4 separate regions of the Homo sapiens genome follow, and all the other regions are linked to region 1. A link is a contact called in ENCODE Hi-C or POLR2A ChIA-PET data. All regions are on one chromosome and are shown on one strand. Each heading gives the region's core, a stretch centred on a gene start or an enhancer-like site at or near the end of the contact. The rest is flanking DNA. Distances are from core to core; before and after follow the strand shown. Region 1 holds the start of NAV2-AS2 (NAV2 antisense RNA 2). Region 2 overlaps NAV2 (neuron navigator 2). Region 3 overlaps NAV2 (neuron navigator 2). Region 4 overlaps NAV2 (neuron navigator 2).

Evidence for each region. A loop is a pair of places that touch in the nucleus more often than their neighbours do. ChIA-PET counts read pairs that join two places held with the same protein, here RNA polymerase II (POLR2A). Pooled maps may share reads with other maps.
Region 2: a map of breast epithelium shows a loop between it and region 1 (12-fold over the local background). The contact joins the enhancer-like site here to the promoter of NAV2-AS2 in region 1. A Hi-C loop is called at or near these places in 7 of 168 maps with a recorded cell type or tissue (HepG2, aorta, breast epithelium and 4 more) and 1 of 50 pooled maps. POLR2A ChIA-PET finds 5 or more read pairs at or near these places in 3 of 52 experiments (BJ, IMR-90 and PC-9).
Region 3: a loop to region 1 is called in a map of psoas muscle, with 3 times the contacts of the local background. The contact joins the enhancer-like site here to the promoter of NAV2-AS2 in region 1. A Hi-C loop is called at or near these places in 14 of 168 maps with a recorded cell type or tissue (Caco-2, HepG2, PC-9 and 7 more) and 5 of 50 pooled maps. POLR2A ChIA-PET finds 5 or more read pairs at or near these places in 8 of 52 experiments (A549, CD4-positive, alpha-beta T cell, H1 and 4 more).
Region 4: a map of uterus shows a loop between it and region 1 (5-fold over the local background). The contact joins the enhancer-like site here to the promoter of NAV2-AS2 in region 1. A Hi-C loop is called at or near these places in 16 of 168 maps with a recorded cell type or tissue (HepG2, IMR-90, K562 and 13 more) and 11 of 50 pooled maps. POLR2A ChIA-PET finds 5 or more read pairs at or near these places in 6 of 52 experiments (A549, AG04450, HEK293 and 3 more).

Annotation. Positions count from the first base shown.
Region 1 is chr11:20,047,912-20,050,623 of GRCh38, forward strand. It overlaps NAV2-AS2 (NAV2 antisense RNA 2), which reads right to left and starts at 1,392. Exons shown (of 2, transcript NR_046672.1): 1 at 1,063-1,392. It overlaps NAV2 (neuron navigator 2), which reads left to right. Exons shown (of 38, transcript NM_145117.5): 15 at 817-1,284; 16 at 1,925-1,990. RefSeq lists enhancers at 530-1,043, 562-1,761.
Region 2 is chr11:20,088,775-20,091,545 of GRCh38, forward strand. NAV2 (neuron navigator 2) reads left to right here. Exons shown (of 38, transcript NM_145117.5): 27 at 2,091-2,244. Among named protein-coding and RNA genes, the nearest start is that of NAV2-AS2, 41 kb to the left of the region's middle. Within about 2 kb of position 1,502, at least 3 of the 41 ENCODE cell types and tissues checked have a DNase peak (open chromatin) inside an H3K27ac peak, as active enhancers do.
Region 3 is chr11:19,999,104-20,002,063 of GRCh38, forward strand. The region is part of intron 11 of NAV2 (neuron navigator 2); the gene reads left to right. Among named protein-coding and RNA genes, the nearest start is that of NAV2-AS3, 19 kb to the left of the region's middle. RefSeq lists enhancers at 698-1,567, 1,568-2,436. Within about 2 kb of position 1,513, at least 7 of the 41 ENCODE cell types and tissues checked have a DNase peak (open chromatin) inside an H3K27ac peak, as active enhancers do; they include heart right ventricle, where a contact is called at or near this core.
Region 4 is chr11:20,109,695-20,112,480 of GRCh38, forward strand. All of the region lies in intron 36 of NAV2 (neuron navigator 2), which reads left to right. Among named protein-coding and RNA genes, the nearest start is that of DBX1, 49 kb to the right of the region's middle. RefSeq lists enhancers at 1,879-2,778, 2,779-2,786. Within about 2 kb of position 1,354, at least 30 of the 41 ENCODE cell types and tissues checked have a DNase peak (open chromatin) inside an H3K27ac peak, as active enhancers do; they include IMR-90, PC-3, PC-9 and 5 more, where a contact is called at or near this core.

The sequences.
Region 1 (2,712 bases), core at 142-2,641:
TCTGACTTAAAGATAATTTCAACATTCTACCAGAGAGTTCTCTGCCAGTGGAAGAGGGGGCATTTATGTCATTCCTTGTAGTCTGATGGCACATTTTTGGCCACGAGCAGGGGAGATGACATAGAATAGCATTTCTGTGTGTCTGTCACAGAGACACAGTTCCCACCCAGTGTGTCTGGTCTAATGTCTTGTGAACCAAGCAAGATTTCCATGTATGTCACTGGATAAGTAAGCTCTCTGGCTTCAAAAGATACATCTTTCCAGTTGCGTTTTCTATTGTGGATAAATCTCTGAAGACATTTTTCCTAGGCCCCCTCCAGATCTAAATTCATGCTCTTGATTCTATGTATTGTGCTCAGAGGTCAAGAAACCAAATCCCTTAGAGTTGAGCTGTCATAAACTGTGTGCCTGCTTTATGCCTGGGGCCGCAGAGACAGAGATGATGAAGACAACCATCTTCCTGGGCCAGGGCAGTTTTCTAGTTAGTCTATCTATTGAAAGAAAGGGAAGCAAGATCTTGGCCCAGTGTCATGTGAATAGGCCTGTAGAAAATTATTACTCATGGCTCTTTGGCTCAGATGGAGTCAGAGTCTCAGCTGCAGCTTAGAATTTGAAGACGGCAGCCTGTGATGCACTAGTGTCTAGGCCCACTTTATGGCTGACCTTTCCCTGAAGTACCGTTAGCCATTTCAGTAGGAATGGCTGTGCTTCCTTCCCCAGGAATTCTCACCAACTCCTCTGCCCTACCCTTCTTTAACAGTCCGGTGCCCCTTGGCACTGGGTGTTCAACCTACACAACCCTTTGTCTCTTCACAGACTCTTTGGTGGGAAGCCTACCAAGCAAGTGCCCATCGCCACAGCTGAAAACATGAAAAATTCGGTGGTCATCTCCAATCCTCATGCCACCATGACTCAGCAAGGTAACCTAGACTCCCCGTCAGGCAGTGGCGTCCTGAGCAGTGGGAGCAGCAGTCCTCTCTACAGCAAGAATGTGGACCTCAACCAGTCTCCGCTAGCCTCCAGCCCCAGCTCAGCCCACTCGGCCCCTTCCAACAGCCTCACCTGGGGCACCAACGCCAGCAGCTCCTCCGCAGTTAGCAAGGATGGCCTGGGCTTTCAGTCTGTCAGCAGCCTCCACACCAGCTGTGAGTCCATCGACATCTCCCTCAGCAGTGGAGGGGTCCCCAGCCACAATTCTTCCACTGGCCTCATCGCCTCCTCCAAGGACGACTCCTTGACTCCCTTTGTCAGAACTAACAGTGTGAAGACCACACTGTCAGAAAGGTTGGTGCTGTGCCTCTGGCTGCCTTTCTCAGAAAGACACCCTTCCAAAAATAAAAAGATTAGCTTAGGAATCCCAAATGTCGAATAGCCTTTGCCTGTAAGATTTCTCTCTTTCTAATTACTGCTGTCTTTCATGGGGAAGCCACTTCAGGATGGAATCAAGCTTGGCTCTGCTCCCTGTTATCTTTTCCTCTGTGGTTATTTTTGGTGCTTGGAGCTGCTCAGTCTCTCGGGGGCAGATTTATGCTACCATTTGAAATGGCATTCAGCTTTTGAAATCCTTCAGTTTTATCCTGTTTGTTCATCAACAGCTTCTTTTCCCTCCCCTTGTAATTGTGCAAGCAGAGCAGGTGACTGGGTGCAGACATGGAGTGTTTAGTAGGATGCTCTTTAGACAGCTGGGTAGGTTTGTTGTCATTGTGGCAAACACCCTCCTCCTGGACTGATAGGAAATCAAGAAATTAAAAGTGTTCTCAGAGCCCTGGATTTCTCTGCAGCAGGGATAAATGTGTCCAGTTTCTGCATATAGGGAAGAAAGCGAGGATCAGCATGGGGAATGAAAAAAATGTATATAACAACACCTCTCCTTTCTTCCAAGCTAACGTTCCTTCTCTTGTTTTCTACCTGCCTGGACTTCTAGCCCTCTCTCTTCCCCTGCTGCTAGCCCTAAGTTCTGCAGAAGTACTCTGCCCAGGAAACAGGACAGGTAATGACATTGCAGGCCGGGGACCAACCGAGCCTCTAGGTTCTTCTGCCCATTCGTTGTCAAGCCAGATGTCTTGTGCGAGGCTGTTGGCCTAAGCCACCTGCTTGTGTTTGTGGCTCTAGTGTACTCTGTGACACATGGACATGCCAGTGAGAGTCTGTTCCTCTGTCTGCTAAAGCCCAGGGAGAGGTGGAGTTGGGCTGGCCTCTTCATTCCCATTTTGGGAAGGCGACCTTAAACCCTGCCACTTGATCTGGGGCAGCGGAAGCTCTCGCTTGCATCTCTTGTGGCCTCCTGTGGCATGTTCCTGCTTTTCAGCTTCCTTCCCATTCCTTTTGCCACCCCCAACCCCAAGCCCAGAAATGACCTGCCACCCACTGTGTAGCTTGGCCCTCACCTTTGTCTACCCCTCCCCATGCAGCTGCCTCTTCTCCCTTTCAAAATCCTTTGCTGAAGTTTGGCTCATTATGTCTTGCAGACTGTTGTGTTCTGTGTGCCCATTTCCTGCGATGATAATGAAAAAGAATGTGTAGAGTATTAAGACTTTACAAATGTACACGCTTGTGTTTGCCCCCAGCTGTAGGTGGGCCTCAGAGATGGATACTGTCCTTAATTTTGTGGGGGAGTGATGACCTGGCCAAACATAACAAACAGATGTTGTCTCCTGCCAGAAAAAAAAAAAAAAAAAAACCTTCACCCCATCAACAGTGAAAACTTTGTTT
Region 2 (2,771 bases), core at 252-2,751, 41 kb after region 1:
GCCTTATCGTGGAGTGCTGGACAGACGAGCCTCACATGGTGTCAGCCAGAACAGACTGTTCTCTGCAGTGAATCTGAGCCTTCAAGATTCATGTAGGACATGATTTGGCTAAGAAGGGAGTATCACAGTGAAATTTTGTTCAGACTTTACACTCCATTTAAACCAAGAAACCATAGTCTTCTCAAGATAGAACCAGTTTTTGCAAGCTCCTCCTGCAAACCTCCCAAACCGAAGAAAAAAAAAAAAAGCATGGTTCTATCAGTAAACCTCACAAACCACAGGCTATTCAAAGTACAGAGAGCTGAGAAAGAAAGGATGTTGCAAATTCTAAAGACATTTCTGTCTCGCCCTTTTAGTCCTGAATCTATTGGCTTCAGTCTCTCAAAAGTGTGAGATGGAAATAATTAGATCATTTTCAGGAGTTCTTTGGGTTTTTCAATAAGATTTTGAAGCTAAGAATCTTCCTTGGTGACTGGTAACTTTTAAAAACATAAGGTGGTTTTACCGTGTCTCTCAAATCAAAAAAGTTCAGGTTCAGGTCAAGAAAAGAGCAACAGAAACATTTGGCTATTCAAGTGTTAAATTTTTCTTCCAGTTCTTTCTGCCCCCGAAATACAATTTCATCTCTTTTAACAATTTTATAAATCATTTTCCTTTGGGAATTAAAATTTCCACACCCTCACCCAGTTTTACAGGTCAGGTTTTGTTTGGCCCCAAACCCATAGCTTGGGTCTTGGAGAGCCAGACTCATGTGATCATTTATTTCTGCAGAGACCACATGCTCATCATCTCCTTTAGACATAATCAGCTTCAGCTTTGTAACTTTATGAACTTGAGAGTGGGGGTGTTTGGGGTTGTTTTTCTGTCTTCAGTCCAAGAAATGTCAAAGCTTTCTATTCTGGATCACCCAGTAACCCAGATGCTAAGATCGTCGAAACTCACAGAACTATTTTTTTTAAGAGAACTATCTTTCCTAACATTGCAATTCATCACGACTTGTATGATCTTCTACTTTGTGCTGATTTGCCAGGTGTTTGAAGAGCAAACCTAAGTAACTAAGGAGCCTAAGCTAGAAGAACCACCTCTTCAGAAAGAGGAACTCAACAGGGTCCCATGGTGACCTTGACCTGGTGTGCAGCAGGGAAAAGAAGATAATTAGCCAGGCTGTTGCAGAGTTTTCAGATACAACTTTGGCTTGCCTGTCACACCATCCCGTCTGTTCTCTAACTCCCTGAAGAGGTTTCCCTTCTTGCCCTGAGTGTGTTAAGCAGTGTGGGGGCTGAGAGAACTAAAGAAGGTTGATCTGTCTAGACACTTTTAGGGGAGTGAGTTTTCAGAATGTGATCAGGAACAGATTAACACCTTCCACGCATATCTTTAGGTTTCATCCCCATTTTGGCAAATAAAAATCACCCCTCAGTTGTTTAATAAAGAAGTTTCTAATCTTTAAAACTGTAAGCTGACCCTGCTTCTCTGAGTCGGTTTGGAACTCAAGGGCGTGTGGTGTCATGGAAGCCCAGCTGTGTACACATGGTGGGGGAGGGGGTTATCAAACTGGAAGGTTACTACTCCCTTTTGCCAGCTCCTGCTTATCCTTATATTCCTGGAATTTTGCTGAAAGGCACACCAAAGCCATTCTGATTGCCAGAGCTCAGCAAAGAAAGAATGTAGAGAATGAAATCTTGTCTCTAAAAATAAAAATAAAAATAAAATTTAAAAAGTGAAACCACAAAAAGCAGGAAAAGAGTGAAAGACAAAAGTAGGAACTCAGGAAAAGAGTGAAAGACAAAAATAGGAACAAAGAAAAAGGACAACAAATAGAAAAGTAACAATACAGTAAATAATAATCTAACTATATTAACGATTTTAAACATCAGTGGTCTAAATAAACCAATTTAAAGAAGAAAAAAAGAATACAGAGAAGGAATAAAATCTGTTTTCAGGTGCTTTTGGCATTGTCACCCACAGGAAGCACCAGGCAGCTGGTTATTCACAGTTACTGCTAAACAAACCTGATGATTGATGTGGACCAGTGTTCAGTAGGGGACTAAAAGGAGCTGCTTTCATCAGTAACATTCCTCTTTCCCTAGAATTTCAGAATGCATGGATAGTGAAGCTGAGACCGTCATGCAGCTCCGAAATGAGTTAAGAGACAAGGAGATGAAGCTGACGGATATCCGCTTAGAAGCTCTCAGTTCTGCCCACCAGCTGGACCAGCTCCGGGAGGCCATGAACAGGATGCAGGTGAGAGCCCAGGAGCATGGGCTGAGCTCAAGGCTGTCTATGAAGGAGCTCCCAGAGGCTGCTCTCCACTAAGCCCTGAGGGCTGCATCAGAATCTGGTGGCGGCCCTCGCTTTCCCAGCCTTTATCTCTTTTCAGTCCCTCCCACACATTGCTCAAAGACCCAGTCTTTTGGAAGAATAAGAGTACCCATGCTCTTCCTTTACGTAATACTTTTGGTGACTCCCCTGGTGCCTGTGGCATGTGGTACAGTCTCCTTCAGCTGGCCTTCAAGGCCTTCTGCAGGGTCGTTTCCACTGTTAATCCACACCACCCTCCCCAGCTCCTCTTCCCAGAATCTACTCGCCAGCCAGATGGAGTCGCTGACTGCCCCCTTTGCATCCTTGGAAATTCCTCTTTCATATTGTTCCCTCCACTGGGTATATTCCTCTGCACATCCAAGTTAGACCCTTCCCTTAATGCTCGGCCTGATTCCTTTCCAAGTCTTGCAGCTGGAGAGTTAGTACCCTTATCTGAGTATTCCTGTAGA
Region 3 (2,960 bases), core at 263-2,762, 49 kb before region 1:
AACCAGAATAGGGCACTAGCCAATAACCAGAACAGGGCTGTGACCCATTAGAAAGGGGCATCAGTCGGCTGTAAGCCACTCATGCCTGGCATAAATCAACCCTGCTGTTGTGGCACACAGTGAACCCACCCACTCAGTCCTCAGCCAGTCCTCAAAGAGAGATAACCATGGCCCAACTTGCCTTCAAAAAAATCGGGTTATTCATGTTCAGGAACTTCTCTTGTGGGAGACTGACTGGTTTAACCCAGTCTATTATTGCTTTGGGAAAATGTGGGGTTTTTTTGGATGGAGTTTTGCTCTTGTCACCCAGGCTGGAGCACAATGGCGCAATCTCAGCTCACTGCAACCTCAGCCTCCCGGATTCAAGCAATTCTCCTGCCTCAGCCTCCCCAGTAGCTGGGATTACAGGCACCCGCCACCATGCCTGGCTAATGTTTTTGTATTTTTAGTAGAGATGGGGTTTCACCATGTTGGCCAGGCTGGTCTCAAATTCCTGACCTCAGGTGATCAGCCCATCTCGGCCTCCCAAAGTGCTGGGATTACAGGCGTGAGTCACCGCACTGGGCCAGGAAAAATGATTTTAACCTATGTGACACTCTTACAAGTTCAGATGCTGACTGTGCTGCTACGTAGAGGTCAGTTAACCATCCTGAGCCCCCATGTCTTCATCGGGCTGCTGTGAAGATTAAATGAGACAGTGCCAGGCACAAGGTTAGCACAGTGCCTGGTCCAGTCAGTGCCCTTGATCAATGGCAGCAATTTTTATTTAGTCATGATCAGAATGCTGATTTCACAGATAAGGAAAGTGAGGCACAGAAAGTCTAAGATACCTAAATCGGCCAGGATATACATGTGGGTCCTCTCAGCCCCAGGTCCAGCACCGTGGCCACTGGCCTGTGTCACCTCCATGGTGCAGTGTCCCCTTCTCTTTGTGATCTGCTTTGGGAGGTCTCACTCAGCTCTTATTCCCTGACCTCTGTCCTTGGGGAACTCTGGCAATGAAAAAAAGGCAGAAGATATTTAAGGCCTGAGACCCTGATGGATAACTGGCAAAACCCGAAGTAGTTAACACGCTCCACATCCTGGCAGGAGGTCTCAATCTTTGGAACTGGCAGACTAACCACCGTGTAACAACATCAGAGGTGCAAACCTGTTAAAATCCCCAGCAAAGGTCTTGAAACAGAACATGAAAGGGTTTATGACCCTGTGGATTTGAACTTCTCATGGAGCCAAGCTATAATTCCAGCTCTGTTTTTGGAAGTAAAGATCAGAACCATAATTTGAGGAGGGCCTCAGAGCATGCACTTATTATGTTTCAGGACACAAGCTGTGGGATGAAGCTGCCTGGGGGAGGGCCCGGGGTACCGACCAGGAAGGGGTGTGGAGGGTGTGAGGAGAGTAAAGCAGGGTGTCTAGCTGAGGCAATTAAATGTACTTGCTTCTCAGTTTAAACAAAGGCCTCAAGGAAACCTCCCAGAGGGCTGCGTTCTTAATGATCTGGAATAAAGGGGTAGTGAGCAAAGCCAGCAAGCTGGGGGAGCTAATGGGAGCCCTGGCCTTGAATGTCCCTGCAGGAAGTCAGCTAGGGAGGCTTCTGTACACAAGCAGCACTTGTCATGCTAATGACCCAGCCTCTCTGGTGCCACAGAGGTCAGCTCTGAGACTTCAGGTTTGAGCTCCACTGGAGAGCTGGGACGAACGCTTCCTCTCCCTCCCTCATCCACTGCTCTGTAGCACGTCCTTGTGTGCTGCGGTTCCTGGCACTGTCTCTCTGCTCTCACTGCTACTGTCCTGCTGTGCCCGTCCTGTTACCCAGCGCATCATCCCAGCACAGCCACAGTGATCCTCCTGAAATGCAGATCTGATCCTGTGTGCCACCTGCCTGCTGAAAACCCTTTGTGGCTCTGTGTCACATACAGGATAAAGTGCAAGCCTCAGAGATGACCCTCCAGCCTTGGCCCCTGCTATCACACCCGCCTCGTCCCCAACATCTAAGCCGGCTGCACCAAACACTTGGCAGTCTCTAGCACGCTCCGGGGTATTGTAAACCTCCATGCCTTTGCCCCCTGGGATGCCCTCTCCTGACCCTTCTTTGCCAGGCTAACACATCCTCTTCCTGGATTCAGCTCCAATGCCCACTTCTAGGCATCTCAGGCCTAGTAAGTCCCTTCCTCAGGGCTCCCAAAGGACCCCGTGCTATCCTTTATTTTAAGTCTAACCAAATCTTTACCTTCTTTTTTCCTATTTTCCCTGTTGCTTGGCTTGAAGACAGGGATTATCTTATTTATCACTGGGTTTTCAGGACCCAAAAATATGATGTCTGCCACATAGTCGGTGCTCATTCAGCACTTACTGAAATGAACTCCAGTTTTAGATGGATGGGTTATCTCTCTCCATCCAGAGACCTTGGCTTTTTCACTATGAACACTGTTGTTTTTCTCACTCTCAGGACTGTCTCAGCCCTTAGCACAGTGGGTGACACAGAGTAGGTCTTCAGTAAACATCAGGGCAAGCCACCGCATGTTCTCACTCATAGGTGGGAATTGAACAATGAGAACACTCGGACACAGGAAGGGGAACATCACATACTGGGGCCTGTTGTGGGGTGGGGGGAGGGGGGACGGAAAGCATTAGGAGATATACCTAATGTAAATGTCGAGTTAATGGGTGCAGCACACCAACATGGCACATGTATACATATATAACAAACCTGCACATTGTGCACATGTACCCCAGAATCTAAAGTGTAATAAAAAAAAAAATCAGGGCAAGCCTCCCTGAGATGATGTGGGGGTGTGGCTGTCCCACCTGTTTTAATCCATTCAGGCTGCTATAACAAAGTAGCACACATTGTGTGGCTATAAGCAACAGGCACTTCTTTCTCACAGTTCTGGAAGCTGGAAGTCCAAGGTCAGGATGCCGGCATGGTCGAGTTCTGATGAAGGCCCTCTTCTGGGCTG
Region 4 (2,786 bases), core at 104-2,603, 62 kb after region 1:
AGGTGGACTGTTTGCCCCTGATTCCACCTCACCTTCTCCCATTTGCTTCATCTTTGCTCTAAATGTGGTCTTCTGGTGTAGGAAGGGGAGTGAACCTCAGAGTCACTGGGAAGAACTCACGGGCTCTGCTGAATAAAGGCCTCCCCTGCCCTGGAAGGCATTAACCAGGAAGCAGGGAGCCTGTCTGTGCTCCAGCCTTGCGCTGCACTTGAGCAGGCCCCTCACTGGTTAACAGTGGTTGGCGGTGCCAAGGCCCTGCTCCTTTGGACCTGAACCTAAAGGAAGGCTTTCTGGGCATGGCTGGAAAGGAACTCCCCTTCCCACCTAGGAGAGGTTGCTGATGGAGCTGATCATAGAGGATCATTGGGCGTCCTTCCCACCATGGGAAAGTGAGGCCCCAGCCATCTGGGGCAGGGAGCAGAGACATGCTCCCATCTCAAGACTCACTAGTTCAGTGTGAGGCAGGAAAAGTCATCACTGCTTTGTGCTTAGAGGTCATTTGAAGGTTAGTCTTTCAAGAGTGTGGAGCTGCAAAGGGAGGCGGCCAGAGTTTGCATCCCACTAAGTGGCTCAAAAGTGAGTCACTATGCCCCAAACTTGTGACCTCGCCATCCTGATCAGCCCAGGAGACTGTATAGACTGCGGATTCCTGCGGAAGCTTGCTGTGTTCTTCATGCCTCTGGTTTTGAAGGAACATTTGGTGATGTTTTTTGAGGGCCTGCTACTTGACAGGCACCATTAGGGGCCCGACGTGCATGATCTCATTTAGTTCTGACAGCCCAGTGAGTCTCTTAACAGATGAGGAAACTGAGGCTCACGGACGTTCTTGCCCCGTACCATGTCCACTCAGCAGGGTATGGTGGAGTGCGTGTTGGTGCCCAGGACTAGCTGGCCCCTTGGCTACTTCTGTTATTTTCAGGCTATCCTGAGGACACCCATCACTCCACTGAGAAGCCACAGGTGGCTTGGGGAACCAAATACTGAATTTTATAGAGTGGAGTTCTCCCTATGATTTCATTTGACAAAAGGATTCCTTTATTTTTAAAAAATTAAAATTCCCTACTCTCCTTTGTGTTACTTTGAGTCCACACCTACTCTAGGGTCACCTGCCCCTCACCTAACCCGGGTAAGTGGCCATGAAGTGAGCACATTGCAGTTCAGAGTGAGGTTCTAGGCTGAGAACAGGTGGAGTCCCTAGAATGGGTTCTGACAGGGCTACCGTGCACCAGGAGCTGGGATGGAGCGCTGCCCATGGTAGTATGGATTTGGTGGGAACGTAAGGAGACCTGCTGTCATCAGGGGATGAGGATGGCTTCCAGGTAGCCCCTCCCACAGGTACACCCGTGCCAGGAGGAAACATGATATCGCCCTCTAGTGAGCATAAGGTAGCACTGCAAGGGCGTGTAAGTGCAGATGCACTTGTGGAACTGCTTGGAGGACCTTCCTGAATGTGCAGCCGATGCATCCTTCTGTGATGTGCACACCCTCCCAGGAGCCCCCTGCATCCCACAGTCAGAAGGCTCACAGTGGCCCAGGTTTTAGTTTTCAATGTCTCAGCTCCCTGTTGTCCTGCTCCCATTTTTCCTGACCCAGTGGGGATGCCAGGTTCCTTCTCCTGCCTTAGGGAAAGTGAATGTCCTCCCCTCTGTGTCTGTCTGTCCAGATGTCTCTGCTGCTGCCCTCGGGGCCTGCAGTGGAGCTGAGGAGCTTTATGATGTTTCCTTTGCTTACCACAGTACTTACCCAGCCATTCATCACCCAGACTTGAACATGTCCAGTGACAAGTGAGGAGGCTTGTAAAAATATTTTCTGTTCTTGCAGATGATGTTAACATGTACCTAATGTGCATTTGTCTTATGACTCAGTCCTGAGCCCTGCTTCCCTTTGGAGCTGTCATTGGAAACACTTGCCAAAGTGTCTAAAGTCTGCAGGGTAACTCAAAAGGCCTTTCTCTGTGCCCAGGGCAGGCTTGGTGCCTGCAGGGAACAGGAACAGTGCAGAGTCAGTGTGGGGCCATTTATCGGATTATCCAGCCTGCTCTGAGACCCCAGACAGGTCTCCCGTCTCTTGGCCTTGGGTTCTCCATCTATAAATTGACAAGTTTGGACTAGAAGAGTGTTTTTTCAGGCTGGTTTCTATGAAGCCCAAAAGTTCCCCAGTCTACTCAGTTGAGGACCAGAGATGAAGAGCAAATGTTTGAAAACCATGGTGCCAGATAATCTCTGAGGACATGTTCAGCTCCAGGAGTTCTAGCCTCTGTGATTCTGCAGCCCTGAGCATGTCCTCATCCAGGCTGTAGAGTGGAGACAGAAGCAGTAGCTGTCACAGAAGCAGTAGCTGTGAGGGTTTGGTTCAGCCTCATGTGAGGTCTGGCTTGGGAAATGCAGCCCAGTTTCCACAGGGAAAGACCTCAGAGGGAGAAACTTCTCAAAATTGCACAAATGGTTCTAATGTGGAGCAGCCTTCTTCTGCTCCAAATATCCCACTTTTGCATTCTCTTCTGCCCTGAGACACATGCCCACATACACACAAACTCATGCCCCTCACACGATTCCTTCCTGCTCACACAATAATTGCTTTTCAAATGCCAGACTGAGCTCCTAGGCCTGAGACTCACTCCTGCCCCAGGTTAAGGAAGACTTAGCAACAGACTGGGCCAGAGCGCAGGACGGGAGGAGTGCTGGTGTCTGGGAAGGCAATGAGTCATAGGAGGCTGCATGACTTAAGCAGAGGGGGTGATAGCCACGAATACAGAGAGATGGGCCCATCTGAGAAGGGGCAGGGTG